Regions from separate parts of the Homo sapiens genome. Here region 2 is linked to region 1. Evidence: chromatin loops called from intact Hi-C (ENCODE). Cell type or tissue: endothelial cell of umbilical vein. All regions are shown on one strand. Each heading gives the region's core, and the rest is flanking DNA. Links, peaks and the distances in the headings are about the cores only. Region 1 has its middle 160 kb from the start of C1orf21-DT. Region 2 holds the start of LOC124904466 (a long non-coding RNA gene).

What was found. A loop is a pair of places that touch in the nucleus more often than their neighbours do. Peaks named below come from ENCODE experiments on the same cell type or tissue, not always from the same donor. Only the 100,000 strongest peaks of a DNase experiment are listed, where the experiment ranks them.
Region 2: it touches region 1 in a loop (6-fold over the local background); 11 of 110 quality-filtered maps call a loop at or near these places.

Annotation. Positions count from the first base shown.
Region 1 is chr1:184,219,770-184,226,026 of GRCh38, reverse strand. No RefSeq gene overlaps it. Among named protein-coding and RNA genes, the nearest start is that of C1orf21-DT, 160 kb to the left of the region's middle. RefSeq lists an enhancer at 2,061-2,594. In endothelial cell of umbilical vein, for the core only: a CTCF peak has its summit at 3,261 (motif pointing right); a DNase peak (open chromatin) is centred at 3,256.
Region 2 is chr1:184,150,209-184,156,465 of GRCh38, reverse strand. LOC124904466 (a long non-coding RNA gene) reads left to right here and starts at 2,750. Exons shown (of 2, transcript XR_007066765.1): 1 at 2,750-3,425; 2 at 3,960-6,112. In endothelial cell of umbilical vein, for the core only: no CTCF peak of the experiment used is centred there; a DNase peak (open chromatin) is centred at 3,745; H3K4me3 peaks cover 985 bases; H3K27ac peaks cover 1,218 bases.

The DNA.
Region 1 (6,257 bases), core at 2,269-4,768:
AGCTTCTGGTTGCGCGGGAACCCAGGGCAGCAAGTGACTGCACCTGCGAGGCAGGAGGAGCGGGGCCTGGAGGGCCGCAACATTCTCTTAACGGATTCATTCCCGGTGTCTGAGCCGAGAACCTGCATCCTAAACCCTCCATTTAGCTACTAGCTGCACTCCCTGCCTCCTGCGTGGCTGCTGCCGCCACAAATGGCCCCTGGCTTAGAAATGCTACATATGCTCCTCCTAATTAATATGTGACACAGCGTCTCACAGCCACCACGGCAGCAGTCTCGGGCTGTCTCTCCTAGACTGAAAGGCAGATGACAAGTGAGCTTTTTTGTCTTTCATATGTCTCTAGACCGTGACATGCCCCAACGGACAATACAGGCAGCTATGGGTCTCTCCCTTCAGTAAGAGATGTGACATATGCCAGGAAAATGAGATGGCTCCCTCTTCATTTCAAAAGCGTGCTTCTTACCATGTCCAGGCATAGCTACCAGGTGGCTCACTTTGTCTGATGGGCACACAAAGGTGAGGCATATGTCCCAAAGCTGACCCTAGAGCAGCCGCCCTTCTCAGGGAGATGAAGATCTGTGCCTCCTGGTCTCAGCTTGACTCTGAGTTTATCCTGTAGCCTTAAGCAAGCTGTCAAACCTCTGTGTATACCTCCGCTTCCTCTATTGAAAAATAACAGTTCTGGATTTTGTTAATAGTCCTGGAGGAGAGTTATTAACATGAGGTGTGATACACAGAAATAAATATTAATTAAAGCTGACAATGATGATGGTTTTGCAAACATAAAAGTGCTGTAGGAAAAATCTTGTCTGATTCTACTGAATGATTTCCATAAAGCTAGGCTGGGCTCCCAGATAATATTATGGAAGGATTACACAAAACGACTGACATTTTCAATTTATTCTTTTAGCTCATACTGCTTTATATTTAGGCAGCTGTCTAAGGAGACACCATCAAAATGCCATTAGTCACCATGGGGAAAAAGTGTTCATAAGTGAAGGCATGCCATTAATCTACAGCATCAGTGTTATGGGTTTATCAGCATGGCACACCAAGTGGGATGTCAGAGGAATGGGCTTCATCTCACTGCAGAATGCAGTGGATCAAAAATGGACCAAGAGCTTCCCAGCCTAAGAGTCTAGTAAACTCCAGAGGCTCGATGTCAGATTCAGAAGAATTAAGGCAGAGCTATGCTCTTTGAGGAGAAACACATACAAGAAGTTCAAATTTTGTCCCCAAGTCTTCTTAAAGTTCAAGAAAATCTCTTCCCACTGAATTTAAATTAAGGCCTTATTTCCATGACATTTGATAATCCTTTATTGAGTATATCCTATGCACTGTGGGCACTTCTGTCCTCAACACTGGAGATGTTGCGAGTGAGAAGACACAATGCCTGCATTCAAAGAGCTTATGATCCACTCAAGAAGTCAGACAAGAGATAAACAATCTTAGCACAGGGTGTTACATGATCTGGAGAAGTAAGCCCAGGGTGCTGTGGGAGACAGAAGGGGAATCTGGGTGCAGCTGGAGGAAGCCTTCTGCCTAAAGATGGCTGATCAGCTCCTTCTGGGTAAAGAGGGTGGTCAGTTCTGTGTGGTTAACTTCTCTCTCTCCTTCCTGACAGAGAGGAGGCAGAGACCTGGGGGAAAGAGAATTGATTACAATCAGTGATTGTAATGGAAGAAAATTCTGCAAAAAAAACCCATGGTGATGTAGAAAGGGGAGAACTGCCTTCAGACAAGATGTTTTTAACGAATCTATGGAAGAAAAAAAGGTGGATGGAGGAGCAGTGCTGGGGAAGCAGGATGAAGCTGAAGCTTCCCAGACGGCCAGAAGGTGGGTGGAGAGAGAGGGAAGGAGGGGAGGCTAAGACTGAGAAGAGAGGCTCAGAAAGGCTCTGACGCTGGAACTCAAGCCTAGCAGAATTGAGAGCTGGAGTAGGATAGGCCAGAGAACACAAGAGGAGTCATTGAAAACCTTTGAGAAAAACTCTCGATGGGACCACCCACCCATGCCAGTGTATTCAGCAGTTAAGTGTCCATCTCCAAAATAAATCAGGTGTCCTTCAAAGCACTGAGTGGCCCCAGAGAGCAGACCTGCACCTTCTGGCACTTAGAAGTCCTTCTGAGTAGAGCAGGCTTTCTACTCCATCACCCTAATGCCATGGTTCTCCGCAGTGAGTGATTTTGCCCCCCCAGGACATTTGGGAGTGAGTAGAGAAGACATTTTTGGTTGTCTGTGAGGACAACAAACTTGGGGAAGGTGCTACTGGCACGTGGAGGGTAGAGGCCAGAGGTGCTGCGAAACATACTACACCGTGGAGGAGAGACTCAGACAACAAAGAATTATTTAGCCTCAAATGTCAATAATAAGAAACTCTAACATAAAGTTCTCCAGTTTACAAACCCCACCCCCACAAACTCCAAACAGTACTCCACAGCCATTTCAGCATTGTCACGTTTCAGTCATCAAGGATCTACTTAACCAAGTGCCTGGCCCCGCTGGATGCTGTAAGACGGGGGTCCCTAACCCCCAGGGCCACGGACTGGTATCTGTTAGGAACCGGGCTGCACAGCAGGAGGTGAGTGTGGGCCAGCCAGCATCACCACCTGAGCTCCGCCTCCTGTCAGATCAGCGGCAGCATTAGGCTCTCATAGGAGCATGAACCACACTGTGAACTGCGCATGCGAGGGATCTCGGTGGCTAAGATTCTGAACCATTCTACAGCGTAACACTGATGCTGTAGATTAATGGCAGGCTCTTTATGAGAATCTAATGCCTGGAAATCTGTCACTGTCTCCTACCACCCCTAGATGGGACCTTCTAGTTGCAGGAAAACAAGCCAGGGGCTCCCACTGATTCTACATTACAGTGAGTTATATAATTATTTCATTACATATTACAATGTGATAACAACAGAAATAAAGCACACGATAAATGTAATGGGCTTGAATCATCCCGAAACCATCCCCACACCCCGCTGGTCCATGGAAAAATTGCCTTCCATGAAACCGGTCCCTGGTGCCAAAAAGGTTGGAGACCACTACTGTAAGAGATGCTTTACGGCAGATCCATGACATGGTCACTGGGGACATGGAAAGAGAAAGGGTGTTTCCGTGTTGCTTTGAAAAACTCTGAGGCAATGCAACCAAAATTTTAAAAAGAAGAAAAAGAAAGCGTCTGAATTAGGAAAGAGCAAACAGCTTCGGTACATGCTACTGGGAAAAACGGCTTTTCAGGGTTGACCGCAGTACCTATCGATGGCCAGCAGAGGGCAGATGGGGCAAAAGAGCAGGAGAAAGGGAATTTCTGCCCTTCAGGGAGGCAATTCCAGTAAGAATACATGATTGTAAGTCAAGAGTCAACTGGAATTAAAAGCAGGAAATAGAGAAGGCAGTAGCTCACTGACTCCAAGACAATGCAGGTTTCACACAGTTGGGAGTCGAGGCCACAGAAGAACTAGGGAACCCAGGGCACCAAGGCTGAGGGGTAAGGGGCCAGAGTGGGCATGGGGCTTGGGTGGGAGAGCCCGATCCATTGCCAGGTGCTGTGCTCACCATACACAGGGGGAATAGGCCTCTGAAACACCTTCAGTGTTTGCCTCTGCCTCCTCTCAGCCTCCGCTTTGCTTTTTATAGGCCCAGTGCCTGGTATGACAATCAGAGGAAGCTGAAAAGCCTACCTGCAGGCCATGCAATGATGTGGGTGGATTTGGAAGAGGTGGATTCTGCTGGTGGGAAAGATGAAACCTGGCTTTGGTTGGTAGCAGGCTATTCTATATGTGAGTTTCTGCCCAACAGTTCCATGGTCGCCCTGCAAACCCAGCATCACACTGTAGTGTGTTTTGATCGCATAAACCTCCTTGAAAAGTCATTCTATAAGCACTTCTTGTTTTGTAAAAATAAAGTGTATTAGGGTTCTCTAGAGGGACAGAACTAATAGGATAGATGTATATATAAAGGAAAGTTTATTAAGGAGAATTGACTTACATGATCACAAGGTAAAGTCCCACAATAGGCCATCTGCAAGCTGAGGAGCAAAGAAGCCAATTTGAGTCCCAAAACCTCAAAGGTAGGGAAGCTGACAGTGCAGCCTTCAGTCTGTGGCCGAAGGCCTGAGAGTCCCTGGCAAACCACTGGTGTAAGTCCAAGAGTCCAAAAGCTGAAGAACTTGAGTTTGATGTTTGAGAGCAGGAAGCATCCAGCACGGGAGAAAGAAGATGGGCGGAAAACTCAGCAAGTCTGCTTCATTCTAGCCATGCTGGCAGCTGATTAGATGGTGCCCACCCACATTGAGGGTGGGTCTGTCTCTCCTAGTCCACCGACTCAAACGTTAATCTCCTTTGGCAACACCCTCACAGACACACCCAGGAACAATACTTTGCATCCTTCAATCCAATCAAGTTGACACTTAATATTAACCATCAAAGAAGAGTTAAGACATCTCTAGGGGAGTTTTCAGGGAATACCTGGAAATATTCTGGTGTCCAATAAAGGTAAAATTCTCATCAGAATCAACACACAGGGTATCTTCCCAAGCTCATTTTTATCATCACTGATGATAGTTACTCATTCTCCAAGTTTATTTCATGAATGTTTAGAATCAAGTCTAAACATCTCAGAAATCTCATTTATTAATAATGTATATCTAGCCGAGTGAGCAATGAGGAAAAGGTTTAATGTCCAAGATTTGGGGCTGGAGATAATATAACCTCTACCATGCTTACAGAATATAAAATGCTGGCCTAGTCTAGAAACCCAATCAAATGGCAACACAAAATGCAGACTACAAGTGTGGAATATTCTGATTTATTTGCTGTTTTAAAAAACCCTTTTTGCCTGATACCTATCAAAACCAAAAATAATCCTCTCACACAAGATAAGCGGGGATAGGAACTACACATTATTTAGGAGCTGGGCATTGTTGTAAGTACTTATTTGTTCTGGCATTTAATCCTCAGAACAGCCAACTGAATTAGTATTATTATGCCATTTTATAGATGAAGAAACCAATGTTCTAAGACATCACTGTAATAATCGAACAAGTTTTGTTGTTGTTGTTGTTGTTTTTAAGTGTCTTCTGTATCAGGAACTGAGCCATATTCTGGAGAAAAACAGAAACAATGACAGTGTCTCCCCCGTCTGCGGGATGTAGATATGTACACTGACAATTACATACTACAAATACTGTAATGGAAGTGGGAACACCTGGAATCTGCCTGGGTCAGGGACAATTTCATAGCGAGGTGACTCCAGCTGATTCCTAAAAGAATAGAGATTTTCCACTTTTCCCGTCTACTTGATGCTGTGATCTTATACTGTTGCAAAGTGATATCTCCAATTTCCATGGAAACTCCCTGCAGGCTAATTAGAATCCAGTTTATAAATTTAAAATAGGTAGAGTTTGATATTCTCTGATGCACACCGGTGTCTACTTCCTGCTGGCAGAGTTCTGTGGCCTTTTTGGGGATCCTTGGGATGGGACAAGGCTGATAAAATAACTTACCAGCTGGAGGTCACCACTCTTATCTAGCAATGGCATTCAATTGCTAGATAAGACACAAGTTGATAAGACTCAATTGACCCATGTGGCCCACCTGAAACGCCACATGGGGCAATTGAACCACCCGTCTCTTCCACCTGCCCTAAACTGCTACTACTTTTGGGGCTAAAGTGCCCTCTGCCCTTCACTGGTGGTTCTCAGAGCAGCTCTGGCCAGCTCGCCAGTGGCCCTGCCTGAGAATCCTCAGTGGAGTTCCATGTCTAGAGGAAGTCAAGGAAAAGAGGCCCACATTAGTGGAGAATTGCGCTCGTCTGTGATTGGTGGAGCCTCTCTAAGATTTTTCCAGCGTCAATATTCCCTTTCAAACATCATTAAAGCTAAAAGGAAAAGTCAGCACTAGATGTGAGGAAGCAGATTGGAGTCCTGTGTGTTATATGGCGACAACTGCCTCCATCGCAGGGCTGACTCACCGTCGTGTTATTGACCGGAAGAATATTTATTATCACAGGTCAAAGAATGAAGCATACTTCTCTCATTTCACTCAATTAATTTGTATAAAATGTTAGTTCATAATATGTGCTGTAATTTTCTTTAAAAACTTTTTTTTAAGTCAAGCTTTGTCAGCTATAAGAAGTGATGGACAGCAGCTAGGTGCTTAAGGCAGCCTGTGGGTTCTGGCTCAAAAGAAATAAGAAAAAGCCAAGACCCCCTTGACTTGCCTGGAGACCTTACAGAATATTAACATGGAGGGTTCA
Region 2 (6,257 bases), core at 2,524-5,023, 70 kb after region 1:
GTGAGAAATTGATGACATTGAAAGGGACCTAACCAACTCCATCTTGCCTTTAACCTTCAAGCTGCCCTTGTTCATTCCTGGGCATAGGCAAAACTAACTTTGGGAGGCATTTAGTTTATAGTTTAGAACTATTAAAACTAAAAAGATGACAACAGCCCTTTCCCAAAACAAACCTCCTTCTTGCCTGGGGACAAGACAGCCTTTGTGGGACTAACAAATTAATCACAAGATTAGAAATTATGGTTTAGAAGCCATGCAGCCAGAGGCCACAAGATTCCTAACCTCCCCAGTTGCTCTCCTATAGATAATGTTGTATCCTATAGATAATATTGTAGAACCTAAGATTGGTGCTTGAGATATTTTTCAGACCCTGAATTCTGATGGATAAGCTGGCACCACCCAGACTGGTAAACTGGCAGATCTGGTCCTGTGGCCTCTACCCAGGAATTGACTCAGTGCAAGAAGACAGCTTCAACTCCCTATAATTTCATCCTCAACCCAACCAACCAGCATTCCCCATTCCCTAGCCCCTTGTTCACCAAAATATCTTTAAAAACCTCTAGCCTCTGAATTTTTGGGCTGGCTGATTTGAGTAATAATAAAACTGCAGTCTTCCATTTAGCAAGCTTGAAGTGTATTTAACTCTTTTTCTATTGCAATTCCCCTATCTTGATAAATTGGCTCTATCTGGGCACCATGAAAAATGAACCCAGTGGGTGGTTACAAATGCCTTATTAAAAGTATTGACTTCAGCAACAAGTATAAACTGGTATTAAAGCATTAGCACATTGTTGAGGGGGAACTGAACATTTGTGCATTGCCCAGATAACACCACACAGATTACCTTGTAGTCACAGGAGGGAAAACATAATGTTTCTTGGAAGAAGAAAATTGTTGTTTGCCTTAATTCACTGGTCACTACTAGAATCTCTAACAGTGGGCGAACCAGAAAATATATATATCATGACAAAATACAATAAGAAGTACATATCTCCTATGATATAATCTAGCTAACAAGGTTTAAATTGAATCCACCATGCTTTTGCCTTTTACTTTCTCTTTTGTTTTGTTGTTTAAGAGATGAGGTCTCACTATATTGACCAGGCTGGTCTCGATCTCCTGGGCTCAAGTGATCCTCCTGCCTCAGCTCCCTAAAGTGCTGGGATTACAGGCAAGAGCCACCACGCCTGGCCACATTTGACTTTCAGTTTATAAGAAATAAGAAGGTCAGAGAAACAAGCTAAATGAACCCACAAGAAAGCAGCTTGTCAAATCCAGAAAATGGGTTGTTCCTTAGGCTAAATGGCCAAATTCATTTAACAAGCCTAATGTCATGTTTATGCTTGGAAAAGGGCTTAAGAAATATCCATGCAATGTGTAGGCCTGAATTGGTTCCTGATTGGACAAACGAACTACAAAAGACGTTTCGGGAATGATTTAGATCATCAGATATAGACTGGATATTAGGTAAAATATAGTGACATATATTGACATGGAAAGTTTTATAAAAACAGTATGTAACAATTCATAAAACGGTATTTTTCTCAGTTTGTAAAAAAAAGATATGTCTGCATATATATGCATGCCTAAAAATTTTGGAAGGATGTACAATAGGATATTAACAGTGGTATGCTCTGGATGGTGGGAATAGTGTATTTTTATTTTCTTATTTTTGTTTATCTATACATGGGCTGCTTTGTAATTATAAGAGGTTTTTAATTTAGTAAGCAGAAAGGTTATCAGTTTAAGTGTGTAAGTTTAATCAAAGCCAAGGGAGTAAATGACGTTGCCCAGGGAAGAGCATGTGAAAAACAAGAAGGTGGCTGAGGAAACAGCTTTTAGCAACATCAAGATTTCAGAGAGAAGACTGGAAGGAGAGCTGGTCAGAGACTGAGGAGGAGCCATGAGGGAACAGAAGAAGCAGGAAAGCCAGAGGAGGAGAGTGTTCCCAGAAACAGGAATGATCAGGTCCCAAACGCTGCAGACAGGTAGGCAGGATGAGGGTTAATTAACACTAGGCCTCTGACCTCACAGTGGGAAATGCATGAAGACTTTTACCCAGGGAGGGGTGAGGAACTACAGGCTGCTCTTGTAAGAAGTTGGTAATGGAGGGAAGGAGAGACACAGGTTGTTGTGGAGGGGGCAGGTGTGCCCATCTTTTCACAAGGAGAGCCGTCGCCATTCAGGTTGTATTCTTTGTGAATGAAAACCCCTGGATCACTACCAGGATATGCTATGAGTGGTACCCCCTGGGAGGAAATGAAAAGGAGGACCCTGGGAAGCACGAGGAGGAACAAGTTATTTGGAAATGGAGAAGAGTTTAGCAATTTGCAGTAAGTCCCAGGGAATGGAGAGATTTGGAAATCTAGGAGGAGAAGGAAGGATCACTTGTGCCACAGGATCCAGGCTTGTGCAGAGGTGGGAATGAGGTGGAGAGCAGAGGAAGCAGGATGGGGTTTGGGGAGGACTGAGACAGGTGTCCTGTGAATCAGAGGGCAAGGGGCCAGCCCCAGAACATGCCAGTCACGCTTCCATGGAAGCTGCCAGACTACAGTGATGATTAGCAATTATAAGTACACTTTGAAAGCAACTTTTCCAAGTGGAATGTGCTGCTATGGGGATTACTGTAGAGCCATACGTGCAGCTCTGAGATCATGTGAACCTCATACGTTACTGGGGAAGGGGATTGCCAACATGATGGGATTTAAGGGACAGCCAATGACCCGTCACCCCCAAACTATCTCCCGGGGGCTTTTCACAATGAGAAGCAATGGGATAACATGAATAGATAATGGAAGGTGTTGAGTCAGTGGATGAGTTTGCAGTCCATCTCTATTGTTATGTACCTTTTTTTGTACTTCAACGAATGCAAATCATGTACTTTTTGAACTTCAGTTTGACTTGCTTCCATGAACATTTACCAAATACCCACTGGGCAAAAATGGCACTGCCCTCAGTTCAGCCCAGGATGTTTCATTTGATCAAGAATCTATTTAGAGAAGGGGCTGGAATATTCTGGAGCTGTGCCTGCAATGAGAAAGATACAACAGTTCTCTGTGTGCCGGGAACAGAGAACTGCCTCCCCGACCCCGCCAAAAAAAAAAAAAAGCCCAATAGAAGAATGAAGGTGCCATGTTGACTGTGACAGTCCTCTTCACGCCGTCACTGAACGAAAGAGCCCCGGTGTCTTCTGTCTTTCTGTCCCATGGAGTTCTGCCTTGGTGCTGCAATCTGTTGCCTGTTGTCAGGGTCAGCAGGTCTCAGATGTGCACACAACCCTCCAAACCGGGGCTTCGAGGAGACCGCAGCTGTCTTCTGGGAGAGGAAGGGGCTGCTCAGGGTCGAGCAGCTCCTAGCGCATTAATTAGAGCCTGTATCCCAACTGCTGCACTTGCTGTGCCTGGCGGCTCTGGGACAAGCTGTTGGTAGGTTTTTTTTCTCTGCTGCCCGTTTCTAGGCACTCATCTTCCCAATTTATCTTTCAAGCAATACCTTGCCGGAGAGGAGTGGTATCCTCCATTCCCCTCACAGCTTTAGGAACTCCGAGGCTTTGTACAAATGTGTACGAAGTGTAGAGATTCCAGCCGACATGAGAGTGGGAAGGAACGCCGCAGTGGGAGAGATTGCAGGGCGGTGCTGGGCTATTAATTAATCAGCTCAGTGGGGATGAGGAAGGAAACGGTAACTCAGAGAGGGGCTCCAGAACTATAGCAAACAGGAAGATTTTAATGAGAAAGTCCCGGAGAGGAAATGACTCAGTGGTTTGGAAAGAGTGGGCTATCCAAACAGAGGGAAGGGAGCCAGTCCAAAGGGGGGCCCCTGAGGAGGGGCAGGACTTTGTTTGGTTCCTAAAACAGAAACCAGCTTCATTCTTCACTCGGGTTTGAGTAGGGGAATCCTTGGGGTGGGAGCAGCTGTTGCTACAAGATTGAGAAACATATCTTGACTTTTTCGGGCAGGGAAACTGAGACCACATGGTGAAGAATCTGTTTGGCGAAAGGGCTGGAAGATTCCGGGGCTGTGCCTGCAATGAGGGATATACAACAGTTCTCCCTATGCCTGGAACAGAGAACCTCCTCTCAAAAAAAAAAAAAAAAAAAAGCCAGACCAAAGAAGAACTAAGGTGAAGAATTTCCTGTGATCATGTTATGCTATGTGCATGCACAGCAGAGATGGAACACATTTTATATTTTCCAATTCAAAAATCAGGGCATGGCATTTAACAAAACATATTCTTTCCAGTTTCTGAATTTGTGTACATGCAATACCTTAAAATGATATGAAATGAAATTATACTTCGTCACAAATTGAAGTAAATGAATTTATTACAATTATAACATTGCATGAAATTGGAAGTGTCTTGGGAAATCTGGAATGAATGAACACTGTGTTTTCAACTGAAGCGTATCTGAGAAGAGCTGAGGAACAAAACTTTACAAATCATGAGTTTATTAGTTTCTTCCTGAATCAGTGGTTGAGGGAGGAGGAAAAAGGAGAGAACAAATTCCCTTCTGAGAGGTGGGGTCAGTGAGAGAGATGCCCTTGCAATGTATTTGAGTGTAAAGGATGAGGAAGCTGGGACCTTGGGGAACTGACCCCCTGATTTTCAACTCTGTGTCTCAGGAGAACCTCAGTTTCCTGATCTGCAAAGTGCACACAGAATTGCTATGAGCTGATATCCACTGGGTACCAGTGTCTGTCCCTGATGGGTCTTGCATGAATCTTTTCTTCCTTGACCCCATTTCAGGTGATGTATGCAAAGATGCTCCCACTTTTGCAAGGTGCCCTGTCACTGAAAACACCTTGCAATTTCGCTGGCATCTGGGGATGGAATAGACATGGGCATTTGGGCCTCCTTCAGAAGGGCAATGAGGCCAAGCCCCGTCAAACAGGACAAGCCAAGCTGCTGCTGGTCAGTGCCCCTGTGCACCAGTAATGGGCTGGGCCTTTTGCTGGCTGGAGAGGAAGCTCTAAACAGTCTGGAAGTAGAGAAATGTTTCTGTTGAACTAGGCTAGAGTGAGAGCTTGATAATTTTGGAAGAGTGAACATCAAGAGCAGTAAAGAGGGAAAAAATGTAAACACAAATGACCCGCGGAGCTCCCGGTACATTTTGTCTGCCCCGAAGAGCAGCCTTGGCAGGAAGACTGTGAGAACCTCAATCATGATCACGAGGACCTTCCCAGCCTTGGCTGATCCAGCAGTGGGCTCCTTTAGGGACTTAGAAGGGCATTTTATAAGCTACTCACCGAGGACCTCCTGCTAGGGGTAGGGCAGAGATTCTTGTCATTTCCACCTAAGCCCAGCTTTCAATGCTGTCAATTCTGGGTACCCTGGCTTCTTCTACAGAGGTCTCTGTCTTTTAAATTTTGTCACTTACACTACTTGCTTCAATGACTTTGAACTTGGCGTGCCGTTCTGTGGCTTTGCTGCTGTCTGAATCACATGCTTTTGCCTGCATTACCAAGCAGGGCTTGGAGCCCAGTCTCAGGAGGAGGTGGCCAATGCTTCCCATTCCAGTTACCAAGGCTAGCTGGGGGCTTGTATCATCACTAGCACACTCTCTTCCTCAAGTTCTCTTTTCTCATTCTAAATTAACCTTCAAAAAAGTTTCCAAGCGGGGTCTTGGGAGGAGTTCAAGTCAATTCAAATTAATGAGTATTTGAGAACCTACTATGTGGCCAGGCATGCTGTGGGATACCAGGGTGAGTCAAACCTTAGTTTGTACTCCCCTAGGCTTTGCATGCCTAGAGAGGAAACAGTGCCAACAGGCTGGGAGTACAGGCAGACTGATGGAATGGAAACAGTTCATTGTTCTCATATTCATTCAAAAAATGTTTATTGAGCACCCACTATGTGCGATGCACCTTTCAGTACCTTGGGGCTATAGCAAAGGGCACAATTATGGGATCTAAGATCAGACAGAATTGAGTCAAAGCCCAGCCTTTGACATGAGCGTGTTCTTGGGCAAGTCCCCTGAACACGCTGATCTCCAGATTTCTCATTTTTAAAATGTAAACCATAACATATTAATATTAATAATACTATTTTGCAGTGTTCTTGTGAAATCAAGATGTAGGTATGATAGGCATGCAATAAATGTGGCTGGTTGTTCTAAAATAGATGAACAACTATGTATAATGGTTGAATATGCAAGTGGAGAGGTAAAGAGAAATAATTTTAATTTTTGACTGAATGCATGGGCATGACAGAAAGAGAAATAAAGCTGCATACTGTCAGCCTTTGCCTGTGCTGTTTC